Regions from separate parts of the Homo sapiens genome. Here region 2 is linked to region 1. The links are chromatin contacts, found by Hi-C in ENCODE. All regions are on one chromosome and are shown on one strand. The core of a region is the stretch at or near the end of the contact, and the rest is flanking DNA. Distances in the headings are between cores, read along the strand shown.

What was found. A loop is a pair of places that touch in the nucleus more often than their neighbours do. Pooled maps may share reads with other maps.
Region 2: a loop to region 1 is called in a map of dorsolateral prefrontal cortex, with 1.9 times the contacts of the local background. The contact joins the promoter of SLC6A2 here to the enhancer-like site in region 1. A Hi-C loop is called at or near these places in 1 of 168 maps with a recorded cell type or tissue (dorsolateral prefrontal cortex) and 1 of 50 pooled maps.

What each region holds. Positions count from the first base shown.
Region 1 is chr16:55,535,972-55,542,886 of GRCh38, forward strand. It overlaps LPCAT2 (lysophosphatidylcholine acyltransferase 2), which reads left to right. Exons shown (of 14, transcript NM_017839.5): 8 at 1,607-1,661. Among named protein-coding and RNA genes, the nearest start is that of CAPNS2, 27 kb to the right of the region's middle. Within about 2 kb of position 3,325, at least 2 of the 41 ENCODE cell types and tissues checked have a DNase peak (open chromatin) inside an H3K27ac peak, as active enhancers do.
Region 2 is chr16:55,652,691-55,659,605 of GRCh38, forward strand. It overlaps SLC6A2 (solute carrier family 6 member 2), which reads left to right and starts at 3,298. Exons shown (of 15, transcript NM_001172501.3): 1 at 3,298-3,479; 2 at 3,954-4,278. The coding sequence starts at 4,005. LOC124903693 (a long non-coding RNA gene) reads right to left here and starts at 3,423. Exons shown (of 2, transcript XR_007065075.1): 1 at 2,909-3,423; 2 at 416-1,249. RefSeq lists an enhancer at 3,550-4,085.

The DNA of each region.
Region 1 (6,915 bases), core at 2,075-4,574:
AGAATTCAGGAATGAAAGGGAGAAAAAATATTTTGAGAGTCAAAAATTTTTCAGGACTTTTAAACAAACACAAAATCTTTGAAAGGCACAGCTTTGTTTTGTTCAATCTATTGCAAATCTCACGTCCACTTTTGTCTTCTCATCTACTTAATATTATTAGCACTGTGTCTGTTACTTCTAAATCTGTTTTCTCAATTGCCCTTGCTCAAAGTGCTACTCCAGTTACAGATTCTAAGAAACAGATTTTATACCAAAACGAATATCCCAAGGAAAAGGAGACTTGGAATAAACTTAGAGAAGTTTTGTATCAGACTAAGAAGTATTTGGTCTGTCTGTAGGGTGGACAAGACAGGTTAAATGAGATTTTATGTGTGGTTTCATATTTTTCACAGTATTCAGAATTTTCAGAATAGAATGCATCTATTCAAGTAATTGAATTCCACAGCTCCATTTAAATAATTAAAAACAACTTATGCTAGATAGTGTGGATTGACTTTAGAGTTTATAGATAGTAAAAGATTTTTTTCTTTCAAATGGAAGATTTGTGAACTGACACATTAACAATTTATAATTAATTATGAAAGTGATATATCTACTTTCTAAATTATTTCTTTTAACTAAATTCTTAAGCTCCTACATTCCTTAAATAAGTTCCCTCAGGTAATTTTTACAGATAAATTATGTTTTAATTTCTTAACAGTGAAAAGAGATTGGTTGGTTCTTTTTTTAAATGTGTAGTTTAATCCATTCTGCCTGGTTTCTGGGTCAATTGTCTAATGAGACTAAACTAAAAATCCAGTAGAAGTCTTATCCAGAGAGTCTAAATATGTACTGGAAAGCTATAAGTAGGAACAACTATTTCAAACATTATCTTTTAGAGGGTTGCTTAACCACTTTAAAGACAGCATTTGCCTGCCTTTACAATGAAATTTGAAGCTTTTCAGATTTCCTCATAACTAAAACATTTATTAATAACTGGGACAATTTTGATAAAGCTTCCACTTTTAAGGAAAGGCCCATTGATTTTTTTTAATGTCAAAAAACAGTTCAGAAATGTAATGATCTACCTAGGAGTTTTATAAACACATTTACATACCTTAAAATGTGGCCTTGGGTAGTTTCTCTAGAGACTTGGGCCTTTGAGTCTGTGTTGTCAAGGAAACTTCAAATTTGTGGTTTAGTCTGTTGAGCTGAGGCTCTGACTGAAATACATATTTGGTATTCATTTGATGATTTAACTTTTGAATAATAATTGTCAAGAATACTTGTCTAAGCCGGGCACAGTGGCTCACACCTGTAGTCTCAGCTACTTGGGAGGCTGAGGTGGGAGGATCACCTGAGCCCAGGAGGTTGAGGCTGCAGTGAGCCGTGATTATGCCACTGTACTCCAGACTGGGTGACGGAGTAAGACCCTGTCCCCAAAAAAAAAAAAAAGAATAGTTGTCTAGGCCCAAAAAGTGTTATAGCTGCAGTGTAGCATTTATAAATGCAAAATATATGTGAAGTGTGATGTGAGGGTATTTGTGTATAAAGAAATGATTGTTGAATAATATAAGATGATACTTGCATGACTGTATAAAGATAGACTTTTCTTTTTTCTCTTCAGCATTCAGCTTTGTATGCTTACTTTCTGCCAGCTCTTCACAAAGGTAGAAGTTGAGGTAAGTCATTCAAAATGTGGCCTTGGAACTTGAGATTTGGCCTTTCCTTTAATTTTGAACCTCTAGTCTAGAGAGACCAGATATAAAGGTCCATCACCAGGTGTTTTACAAATTGTGTATATAAACCTAGGCTGTCAGATTTAGCCCTTGAAATCATGTTAGAAAACACCTCTAGATTCTGGGAACTTGAAACATGTAACCACCCTGGCTGGCCAGAGGGGCATCACCTTGCTCTCATCTTTTTACTCCTTTAATGCTGACCTCTGCCAAATTGAATGATATATTTTCACATCCTGACAAAAGGAACTGACCATAGCTGATAGAGCCCCACACCTCCTTAAAGAAAATGTTTTGTGAAAGCTAAGAGATGCTACTTGGGGTCTAGGGGAGAGACATAGAGGTCAGAAGCCTTCACTGTGAAATCACCCTGCACATGAAAAGCCCAAGGAAATTCTATCTGGGAGGCAGCACATATCATCATCCACAGGACAGTCTTTTGGTTTGAATTACAGTGGCAGGTAGTGAGAGAGGAGTTATTACAACATTCTGAAAATTTTGACCAGGTTTTTAAGGCTCTAAAGGTTGGTTCTAGAGCTGTTCTTAGTTTCTAGATATGATGTAGAGTAGAACCCTGAATTCAGCATCCAGTCGGTTTTAGCAGTACCCTCAGGTAGTCTCCGAAGAGAGATGGTTTGATAATGGGTCTCCTAGATTTTCTAATTGCATCCATGGATTGTGTAACGAAAACCTTAAGTTTGCCTGTGTCATGCAGAGTTCTGAGTGGGGTCTAGTGCCTAAGTGACAGGACTGTGGAATTTAATTCACAAGAATACTATTTTGCTTTGCTAGATAGCTTAGTGATTTGGCCATTTAGAGACTGTCAGTAATACCAAATGATTTAGGAGGGCAAATTACATTTCAGAATGAGTTTTGTGAAATTTTCTTGAGATTTGCATGTTTTCTGCCTGTCTTGAAAATATCTGTTTATTAATTATATTTCATACACCCCCACTTTTAAAACCAGTTCAGTTATCTCTCACTGTGGCCAAAAAAAAAAAAAAAAAAAAAAAAGAAAACCCACACTTGTTCTTGGGTTTTTCTTAGAGGTTCCTGGGGAACAAAAACTAATTTAATAACATTTGGAAGTATCAAGGGAAACAAAATGAATTTTTTTTTTCTCAAGACTACTCAGTGCCTTTGAAATGTCTGACTTACAGAACCTTTTTCTCTAGATATCTCCCGGAACCAGTGTTCTATAGAATACACTTCAGGAAGCCTTATATCATAATATTTCTAAATACTCTGAGCACTGCTCTTGCTTCTTTAATAGCTGCTCAGGTAGTCTAGGCCTGTTTCACTTTTCTAAAAAAACAAGAAAACTCATACTTTAAAAAAGCCATGCTATCTTCTCTGCAAGATATTGTCTCTTCCTCTCAATGTACCCCTCTGTAGCTAAAACAAGATCTAGCAACACATGTAGAAATGTATACAAAGCTGTCTTTTTTGCCATAGCATGTCAGTGGTCAAACTGCATTACAACAGAGGTATTCAGATTCCTCTTTTTTTTTTTGTCATGACCATTATTACCACATTTCCTTTCTGTGTCATGGCTTTCTTTTTTTTTTTCTGTCTTTTTTTTTTTTAATTACGATATTTGCATTCTCCAGCCAGTTCTGAGACCTGTTTGGATCATATTTTTCTGGCAAAGAAAACAATGTATTCTTTGTTCCATAACTTCACAAATAAAATGACTTTCAGCTGCTTGAAAATAGCCGCGTCGACAGAGATTTGATGAATTAGAATCGTAGTGCAGAACAAGAGGATGGGAATTTGTGGACTTCAAATTTAGTACAAATATTCTTATTTTAATTATGTTTACTTTAAATTTATGACTCCCCCTTTCACCCAGGTGACTCCTAAATACTTTATGATATTTTAATATTTTAATACTCACTGTTGGATTTAACTGAAAATGTATCCCAGCAGCCCTTCAGGCACTAAGTATACCACACCCTGGCTTGAAGCTCTGTAAGAGCTGGGCCATCTCTGAGGCTCCAGCTTTTCCACTACGTCTGCTGAGGCCCAGCTTGAGATTGGTTTGTGGTCTCAGTACATTTAGTTGCTCCAGTTTCAATTGTCTTGGTTGTTCTCAAGTAACCCCCTTTTTTCTTTTTTTTTAAATTGATGGAAATCCTTGTTACTATCTTATTTTAAACATGTTTTTAGAACTTCTTGAATATTAGGTAAACCTAATTCAAGATATATTATTCAAGAATATGGTATTAATTTTATGGTTTTTCAAATGAACTTTGAATGAATTATCAAAGTGCCGTTTTAGACAGTCTTGCTTTTGTGAGTCACATGACACCCCATTATGTTGGCTGCCATATCCTTTAGTTTCACAAGTCTCCCCTCAGTAATCATGACTACCAAAGTCTTTAATTACCAAAATCATTAGATATCTAAGATATAATGAGTCTAATATTTAGGAATATTTTCTTACCACCTCTTCCCAGCCCTCTCTGCTTCCCAACATAGAGACATACAGTATTTTTGAAAAGGTTATTATTTTCTCGACTCTTGGATCTTAAAAATATAGTTAGTTCTAAACCTCATGTCCTGTGTAATTGTTCTTCTGGCATCCTTGAACAATGATGAAGTTGTCTGTCTACAGAATGGTTCTACTAAAAGTTATTCTTTGAATTCTAATGTGGCATAATGGGTGTTCTTAAAGTATCTTTTAGTCATACTTTTATTAACCAGCTGTTTCACAAGTATCCCTTTATAAGGATATGGCTTAGGGCATAGGGAATGAAATAGCTAGTAGGAAACATTACAAAATGTGACATGAATTAAGAGTCTGTTAGTTTATCTCATGAGAGAGAATACATGCTATGTCACACTATAAAGCACTAAGTGGGCCGCAGCTAGTTTATGAATGGAAACAAGCCATTTACACTGACTGTGCAGTCAGTTTCCTTCATAGGCTATATCTCAGTTTGCATTAAAAGCGTGTTGACTTTAGAAGCCATTTAGTATATATTATAGATAAATAAAAATTGTCTGTAGTGGGCATATTAGATATATAATAAGTCCCCCCTTATCTGTAGGGGATATGTTCCAAGACCCCCAGTGAATGCCTGAAACTGCAAGAAATACCAAACCCTATATATACTAACTTTTGTCCTAAACACACATACCTCTGATAAAATGTATTTTATAAAATAGGCACAATAAGAGATTAACAGTGACAACTAATAATAAAATAGAACAGTTGTAGCAATATAGATAAGAGTTGAATGTGAATGTGGTCTCTCTCTCTCTGTCAACATCTCATTGTACTATATTCATCCCTCTTCTCCTTGTGATGAAGAAAGAATAGAGAAGGATAGCATGAAATGTTATCACCCTACTCAGAATGGCATGCAATTTAAACTTATGAATTGTTTATTTCCAGAATTTTTCATGTAATGTGTTTGGACCATGGTTGACTGTTGGTAACTGAAACCACGGAAAGCAAAATCCCAGATAAGGGAGACTATTGTGTTTTCTTTAGGAAAATTCCTTTAAAAGCTTATAGTGAGCTTATAGTGGCTAGCATTAGGCCTAAAATACTCTGTTGTGGGCTTTTCATTTCCTTAAAGTAATAGAAAGGTTTGTTTTTTTAATTTAAAAAGAATTTCTGATTTAGGGAAAGATTGCAATTAATAATGAGTATTATGATCAACAGCTACATGTACATATCACTTTTAAGATCTTTAGAGAGCTAATTACTTAGGGAAGATTCAAAGACATTTATATAGTTTATTTAAGTATCCAAATGCACTACAATTATTTGTAGTTTTTAATCTAAAATGAGCCTTTTAGAAAACCTCAATCATACAACTACACACACACACACACACCCTACATATATACTTGTTCTAACAAAGCTAATTTCTTCTGGAACTTGGTAAAATTCTGGAATTTGTGAATACTAATAGAGAAATAAAAAGGGTATTAACTAGAGTTTTTGTTCTAATCCTGTTACTACCTACCTGTATGTACTTGAGAAAATTAAACCTTTCTAAGCCTGCATTCTCACTGACAAAAATGGGGATAATGACAGAAAATTTATAGAGTTTTGAGGAGTAATAAAGTTACTTATGTGCTGGCACATAGTAAGTGTTCAATAAGCACTAACTTTTACTTTCTGTCTCATCTAGATGTTTCTGTTCTTTTGGGAAGGAAGCAGCAAGCATTGTTTAAAAATATCTTCCTTCTTTTGCATTTTTTCTCTTCGAAGATTTAAAAGAAGAATTACACAAAGAACTAGAACTGCACATTTGTTAAGATTGTCCTTTTAAAATTATTTTCTGTTACAAGGAAAAAATAAAAGATTGATTATAGTGTCATAATTCTTCAATCTTCCTCATCATTTTTTTAGTAGAAAGGAATGTGCTTGATGTAGTCAAGAAAAAATGAATAAACTAGCTTTAGTGATACTGAGAATCTATGTAAGTGACTGGCTTTGGTTGATGGATGTCTTAAATAGTAGGCTGAAGAATTTTATATATTGCTTGTATGCTAAGGACCAAGAGGAAGTGGGGGACTCTGGGACCAAAAGCACAAATGAGATGTTAACCTGAGAAACATGTCGCTTAGTCTCCTCCTCATCTGGGACAGGATGGTGCAAAGTTAAGTATGGGGAAGGTACAGAGAATACTGTATTTGAAAGGAGAGGGGAGTGGAGCTGTGAAGCCAATTTCAGGTGCAATAGAAGGGAATACATTCACATAAGCTGTCTTCTTTATAAAGTTGAAAGTGAAGTACCATTTGTACCTCACAAGAGTGAGGTAAAAGTGGAATTGCAACTTGAAAAGCATGGAACATATGTAACATTTTTAGCATCTCTCAGTGGTCCCTAACAGGAATATGAAGGCAAGATCAGGAGAGGTGGCTGAGGATGTGTGATTGGCACTGTGGGCATGGCAGAAGTGAAAGATTCTAAGTAACAGGTCATACAGAAGTATCCGACTCCCAAGTCCAGTGTAGATAGTCAGGGAGATGTTGCCAGAGGGAGTGGATAAAGAGGGATGATTGATCCAGATGTGACCATTAGGTTGTCATGGTCTATGCAAGACCAGATTAGGGAAGAAATAAACACTAATGGATAATGAGGGGAAACTGAAGAACTTAGCAGAGATTAGAGTCATAAGTTTGTTTCCATGGCTGAGGTAGAGTCTAGAAGAATATCTGTGGCAAGATGTCAAGT
Region 2 (6,915 bases), core at 2,048-4,547, 120 kb after region 1:
CTTCCTGCTGCCAGTACCTGGGGCTCTGCTGTTAGCCTTTCTCTGGCAGCAGGACAGGCTCATCCCTCTTATCAGACAGGCTGGACTTGCTGGGAAGTTGACACTCTGGGGGCGGCCTTCATGGATAAATACTCTAGTTTTCTTGCCCCTCAAGTGAGACAACCCCAAGGCGTGCTCTGTGCAGTCTCCCGAGGCCCCCACCAGGGCTGAGCACCTGTTTCCCCAGCAGCAAGTGCTCCTTAATCTACTTTCTCCTGGTTTCCTTCCCTTTGCTGTCTCACTTCTCCTCTCCCCAACGATTGCTTCCAGGATTATCTCCTAAATAAATTACTTGTATTCTAATCTTTGTTTCCAGTTGTTTCTTGAGGAATCCAATACAAAACGAAACCAATCAAAGACACCAAACCCAACAAAAGAAAGAGAACTCTTCTGGTTCTGTATTGTACATGTTTCTGGAGCACCATTTAAGTAACAGAATACATCACGCACTGTCTTTGACGCTGGTAGGGAGGTCTCACAAATAACTGTACAGGCAAATAAACAGCAGTATAAAAGAGGAGTTTGACTCTGTTGTAGGAGGTGGTTATCAGGGAAGGCTTCACAGTGAGGGTGACTGGAGGTTTTGGAGGATGGGTAGGAGTTCTCCAGGTAGAAAAAAGAATGATGGAAACAGCATATTAAAAAACCCAGAAGTGTAAAAAAGCACAAGGTACTCAGGGAACCACTAGTAGTTTAGTATCTCTCATACTACTGGAGAATAAAGCATATTTTGGAAGTGATAAAGGATTTGTAGGAAAAATGAGGAGAGAATTAGAATAGCAGGAGGTGTGGTTAAATAGCCAGAGTCTTGTCTATACTCCTCAAAGTGTTTAGGCATTATCTTGGAAAGGTTGGAGGATTTTTTAAAATTGTGGGTTATCTTTTTCTGATTGCATAAATATCAAATGCTCATTGTGGAAAAGTTGGCATATACAGAGAAGTATAGAGAAGAAAATAAAATTACCTCAAATCCAGAGTTAATTAAATCACATTTATGTGTTGGTGTGTTTCAGAGGAGTTTCAGGCAGAGGAGTGAGGTGGTCGCACTTGAGTTCTAGGTAGAGCTCTGGCAGCTGGTGACGATCATGCAGCTGGAAAGATACTGAACGTGGGGTGACCAGCTAGGAGGCTGCTGCAGTGAGGGGTGATGAGGGTCCTCTGTTGTGGCTTTGCAGGGTGTTTCAGAGGTGGGATTCTCAGCACTTGAAAACTAGTTGGATGGGGTGTGGGGTAGAGGAGAGAAGGGGACCATGACTACTAGAGAGATTCTGAGTGTCTCCACCATGACTTGGTGGAGGGAGCAGAGGCTGGAGGCCAGGAGACTTGGGTTCTCATTTCCACTCTGTGACTTCCAATCTGTGGGACCTTGGACAAGTCCCTTTAGTCCACAGAGCCACAGTTTCCTGACCTGATACGTGGAAAGATGATTCTCTTCCTGCTTTCCTTACAGGATTGTCATGATCGTCCAATAGATCAAAGGAGATAAACACCTTTCATGTGTGGAAACCTACAGTTCTGAGCTCTTGTCCTCAAACCTCTGCTCAATCTTTTCCCTCACCTGCCTTCTGTCATCTTCCCCAGAAGCCAGGGGAACCCATACCCCTCTAGGTTTCCCTTCCTCTCCCCTCTGCATCCTGCCCAGAGGACATTTGTCACGATTGTCCCTCTGGTACAGATGCTCTAAACACCGCCACACACCACCATTCTTTCATTCATTAACTCATTCACTTCATAGGCTGGTTGATGCTCTAGTACGTTCCAGGTGCCAGAACACGTGCTGTAAAAGACAGACAAGGTCCCTGTGCTCATGGAGCTCACATACCACCCAAGGGGGGACATAAAGTTAAACAACTAGGACAAATTCGGATAGCGATGTAACAAATGAATAAATAGGGTGATAGGATAGAGTGAGCGTGTATTTTCGATTTGAGTCGTCGGGAAGGGACCTCTGGACTGAGACCTGAACAACTCAGGCAGAGAAAACAGCAAGTGTAAAGGTCTTGGGGTGGGTTTGAGCTTAGGATGTTTACAGAATGGAAAGGTCAGTGTGGCTGGGCTGATCCAAGCCCCACCCAACCCACTTAGCACGGCCACCTCTCTGAAGCCTCCTTGGATCAACAGGATGCTTCCCTTGCTGATTCAGCTCCACCCTACTTCCACACATCTGTGGTCACAACACATCCTGACCACACTGGGTTGTGATAGACTCTATACACTGGTCTGGGAGCTCCTTGAAGGCAGGGGCTATCTCCTCTCTAGCCAGCACTGTTCACGCACACAGCAGATGATCAGCATCTGCTAAAGGGATTAATACATTAATCAATAGATGAGTGAATGAATGAGAAAACGACTCTCAGGTCCAAATGGCTCACTCCTTTACTTGTCTAATTGTTACCTTCTCAAATTCCCTGACCCCGTATGCAAACTGCAGCCCCACTGTCCCCCCATTCCCTCACCCATCATATAACGTGTGTATTTATTATGTTTCCCGTTTCCTCTGTCTCCGCCAGCAGAATGTAAACTCCATGAGGTCAGGAATCTCCGAGTTATGTTGCGCCAGTGTAATCCAAGAGCCCGGAACAGTGCCTGGCACACAGCGGGCATATGGAAGAACAAATGTGTGAAGGTGTGAATGAATGAATAATTGAAAGAATAAATAGTAGTTCTCAGCCTCACAGAACACGGGTCACAACCTCAAATGACCTGCTACCCTGCCCATAAATAACAGAGATGCAGGAGTAAGTGCTGGGCTGTGACCTGTCAACATGCTAAGCCGCTCAAACAAAACTGCCCAACAGCCCGCTGGCCGCCTATTTGCAGCACTGGGCCCTGAGCCGCACATTCCCATTTCGTTGATAAAGAAACTGACCAGATAGTTTAAGTGGCCTGCTGCGGAAGACAGAGCTGGTGCTGCACCGGTCGCTGCTTCCCCAGTCCTTTTTTGGCCTCCTTTCTGACGCGACGCAGACCCCAGTTCTGGAGAGTCTGTCACTCGCTCCCCGTGGTGGGAGATCAGAGGCCTGGTGTCCTTGGGAGCGGCGAGCGGTGCTCGGCGCAGGATAGAAAGGGAGTGCGCGCCCGAGTCCCCCAGATCCCTGGGAACCCGCGCCACCCTCCCGCCCCTGCCCATCCCCGGCCGCGCTGTCAGTCTCCATTAGCGCTAACAGGCTCCAGACGGAGCGGGCCGGGCGCTGGGTTAATGCAATCGGCGCGTTACCTGGGGCGCAGGCTACATTACCAGCCCGGCCCCCGCCAGGCACGGCCAGAACCAGTCAGCCCGCGCCCTGCCGGCCGCCCCGCGCCTCCAGCTCTTCCCCGGCCCCGCCCGAACGCCACACGGCGGAGCCCAGCCCCAGCCCGCGCCCTAGAGCCTGCCAAGGCGCCGCCGGTCGGGGGCCGGCAGGGCGCAAGGCACCAGGGATCCCCTCGCCGCCGGACACGTGAGTGCGCCCTGAGCGCGGGACAGGGCTAGGTCTGCCTGGGAGGCCCGGGCCGAGACGCGCCAGCAGAGGGCTAGCGAGTTTGTAGTGCAGTGACGTTAAGTGTCCGAGAAGGCTCCTGTGGCTGTTGAAGTGTCGCGGACCTGAGCTGGGGAGGGGGTCGGCACGCTGCCCTCAGCCTCGGTGAGTTCAATCCCAGCCATTTGGGGCAGGCGAGAGTGGGTGAACGAGGAAAAGTGCTGCAGGGTCTTCAGCCGCCCCCAGAGGGCTGTCAGAAGTCTCCAACTCTTGAGTTCCGGCGTGCCCCAACCTCTGTTTCCAAATTTTTCCAGCGGACGCGCGCCCTTTTCTGGGAACCCTGCGTCCGCTCAGCGCGCGCTCATCCCAGTGTCTAAGGCGCTCCCGGGTGGTCTTGGGAGTTGCAAGTAGGGAGGAACGGCCGGGTAACCACCTCTTTTCCCTTTATCCAAGCAGAGCCTCGGCGTGCCCCCAGGACCGGTAAAGTTCCTCTCGCCAGCCGCATCCATGCTTCTGGCGCGGATGAACCCGCAGGTGCAGCCCGAGAACAACGGGGCGGACACGGGTCCAGAGCAGCCCCTTCGGGCGCGCAAAACTGCGGAGCTGCTGGTGGTGAAGGAGCGCAACGGCGTCCAGTGCCTGCTGGCGCCCCGCGACGGCGACGCGCAGCCCCGGGAGACCTGGGGCAAGAAGATCGACTTCCTGCTGTCCGTAGTCGGCTTCGCAGTGGACCTGGCCAACGTGTGGCGCTTCCCCTACCTCTGCTACAAGAACGGCGGCGGTGAGCGTGGGGTCGGGCTGGGAATTTGAATCTGGGAGGTCCACTGTCTGCAGCGGTGGCTGGGACAGGAGCTGGAATACACACGGAAGGGAGGCGAGGAGACAGGGGCAAATCTGGGGCGCAGAAAGAACTGGACAGGGCTAACGGGAAAAAAAAAGATTGGAGTCCTCTGGAAGGTCATTTTCCCAGGCTCTTTGCAGAGTACCTCGAGCTCATTCCAGCGGAAGTGTCAGGATTGGGCACCCTGGAAGCAAAACAGCAGAAGAGTGAAATCGAGTCATGACCCTAAAGTCATGGTAGGGGTATGGATGGAAAGGACAGAATCTGGGGTGCCAGGTTGGGTGGGGGAGCCTGACCTTTTGATGGTCTGCTGGAAGGGAGGTGGAGATTCCAAGAGCTCTTGAAGGGGCACCAGAAGTGGGTGGGATTTGACAACCAGGCCCACAGTGACCCTAAATCTAGCACTCTGAGCCTGGGGGCAGGAACCTTTGGGCCAGAAGCAGTGGGAATACTTCGGTTTTCTGAAGGCACCTGGGGAGGCCCTGTGGTCTTGGGGATAGAAACACACAAGAAGAAGCCAGTATCAGAAATAATGCCATTCTCAGGGAGCACAGCCCAGGTGGAATCAGGCCAGTAGGTGCCAAGAACTGGCCTGGTCCTCAAGGCAGGAGGCCCAGATGATTGGGGTGAAACCTCTACCTCCTCAAGTTCTAGCCGCATTGCAGGGAGGAGTGGGAGAGGGGCCTGAAGAAGACTCCAGTGGAACAGCCACACTCTCTCCCCCTTCTGCTGGATGGTCCAACTGGCCACCTGCCTGAAAATGAGAGCCTAGAGATCACCTACAGCCAATCCAGGAAGAATAACATAGAACCCCGGGCCAGGGAAGCGGTCTGGAAGTCAGGGTGCTGGCCCCCACCCCCTAGCTCCTTCCTGAGGGGCTTTGCTCCTGCCACTTTTGCTGGGATGAGCTCAGAGGTACCCTGCAAAGAGTGTGGGAAAATAGACCTTTTGAGGAAGAAATTGGAGAAGGGGGACCCAGCTCTGAAAGCCTCTCTCTCTCCACTGGGCTGCATTGCTTGGCGGTAGCTGTGACTCTGGACTTAAGGGAGGTCAGAGGGAGGAAGGGCAAGAATTTGGAGCTGGGTAGAGGGAAAGCTCATGACCTGTTCACAGGCTCTAGGACTTACAACTCTGCTTCTATGTGTACTCTGGACACTTGCTTTGGGACGGGCAATACTTGGTGTTTGCAAAAAAGGAGTGGGGCCGGGCATGGTGGCTCATGCCTATAATCCTAGCACTTTGGAAGGACAAAGTGGGCAGATTGCCTGAGCTCAGGAGTTCGAGACCAGCCTGGGCAACATGGTGAGACCTCGTCTCTACTAAAAATACAAAAACTTAGCTGGGCGTAGTGGTGCACGCCTGTAATCCCAGCTACGCAGGAGGCTGAGGCAGGAGAATCACTTGAACCCGGGATGTGGAGGTTGCAGTGAGCCAAGATCACGCCACTGCACTCCAGCCTGGACCATGGGTGACAGAGCAAGACTCTGTCTCAAAAAAAAAAGGAGTGGGATCACCATAGAGCACAGGTGGCTCTGAGCAGAGGATCTTGAGTAAGAAAGCAGTTAGCTCTTCCAACGAGAAAGTTAACCCAAGGTTGGAGCTGACAGATGGAGGTTTGCGTCCATGGTCTCCCTGACACCTCCTGAGATGGGTCTGTCATTGTCAGATACTCTGAGACCAGATAGCTGGAACAGCAGTCCTGAGCTTCAGGGGCATCTGAGGTCTGGGGCCTGATCCGTGGGGAAACAACTTGTGACTCTGCGGGCTCAATGTTTGTGTCTGGCCCTGGGATGGTCATGGGCAGAGAGAGAAAGGTGAGAAAAGGAGAAGCTAATCCAGAGGTGAAACTTTCCCACCTTTGGCGGCTGCAGCCTCTCAAGCGTTACTGGGCAGGTTTAAGCATGGCTGTTTGGGCCCAGGAAGGGAGAAAATGCAGATTCTCTGTATCTTTTAAGAGGCAGGGAGATGATGAATGAGAGACCTTAAGACCCGCCATCCCGCCTGTCCTCAGTGACCGCCCCAGACTGCTTGTCTCTAGACAGTGGAAGGCTCTGTCATTAATCAGTAATATTTTTCTGGTTCCTCTTGGCGTGAGGCACAATGCTAGGCTCTGCAGGGGTCACGGTCACCAAGAGGCATGAACCACCACTTCTGCCTGCCAGGAGCTTTAATCACCCGAGTCTTTATTGTCATGCTGCTAGAAGTTCTTCCCATTGCTCTATGTGTTTGTTGAAACTAAAAGCATCCAGATGGCCAATTTGACAAGTCAGCTAGATGGATATTCCAGGGCTTTCATTGACACTGTGTGCTCTTTAGTCATTGCCAGCAAAATAAAGAGCACCTGTTGTATGCAGTGTACTATAAACCAGGTTCTTAGGATGCAAAATGGAGCAAACTTGTCACGAGTTCCAGTCTTTAGGTGAAGCTGACCGAGGGCACTTTCTCCCGGGCTTGCTATCTCAAAACACAGCTCACTCCAAGTTGTTTGGTGGTTTGTCTCTTTGTGGGTCTGTCTCCCAAACAGGAAAAGGCACAATGAGGGCAGAGACTGTGACTTTTTAATCTCTGTGTTTCTAA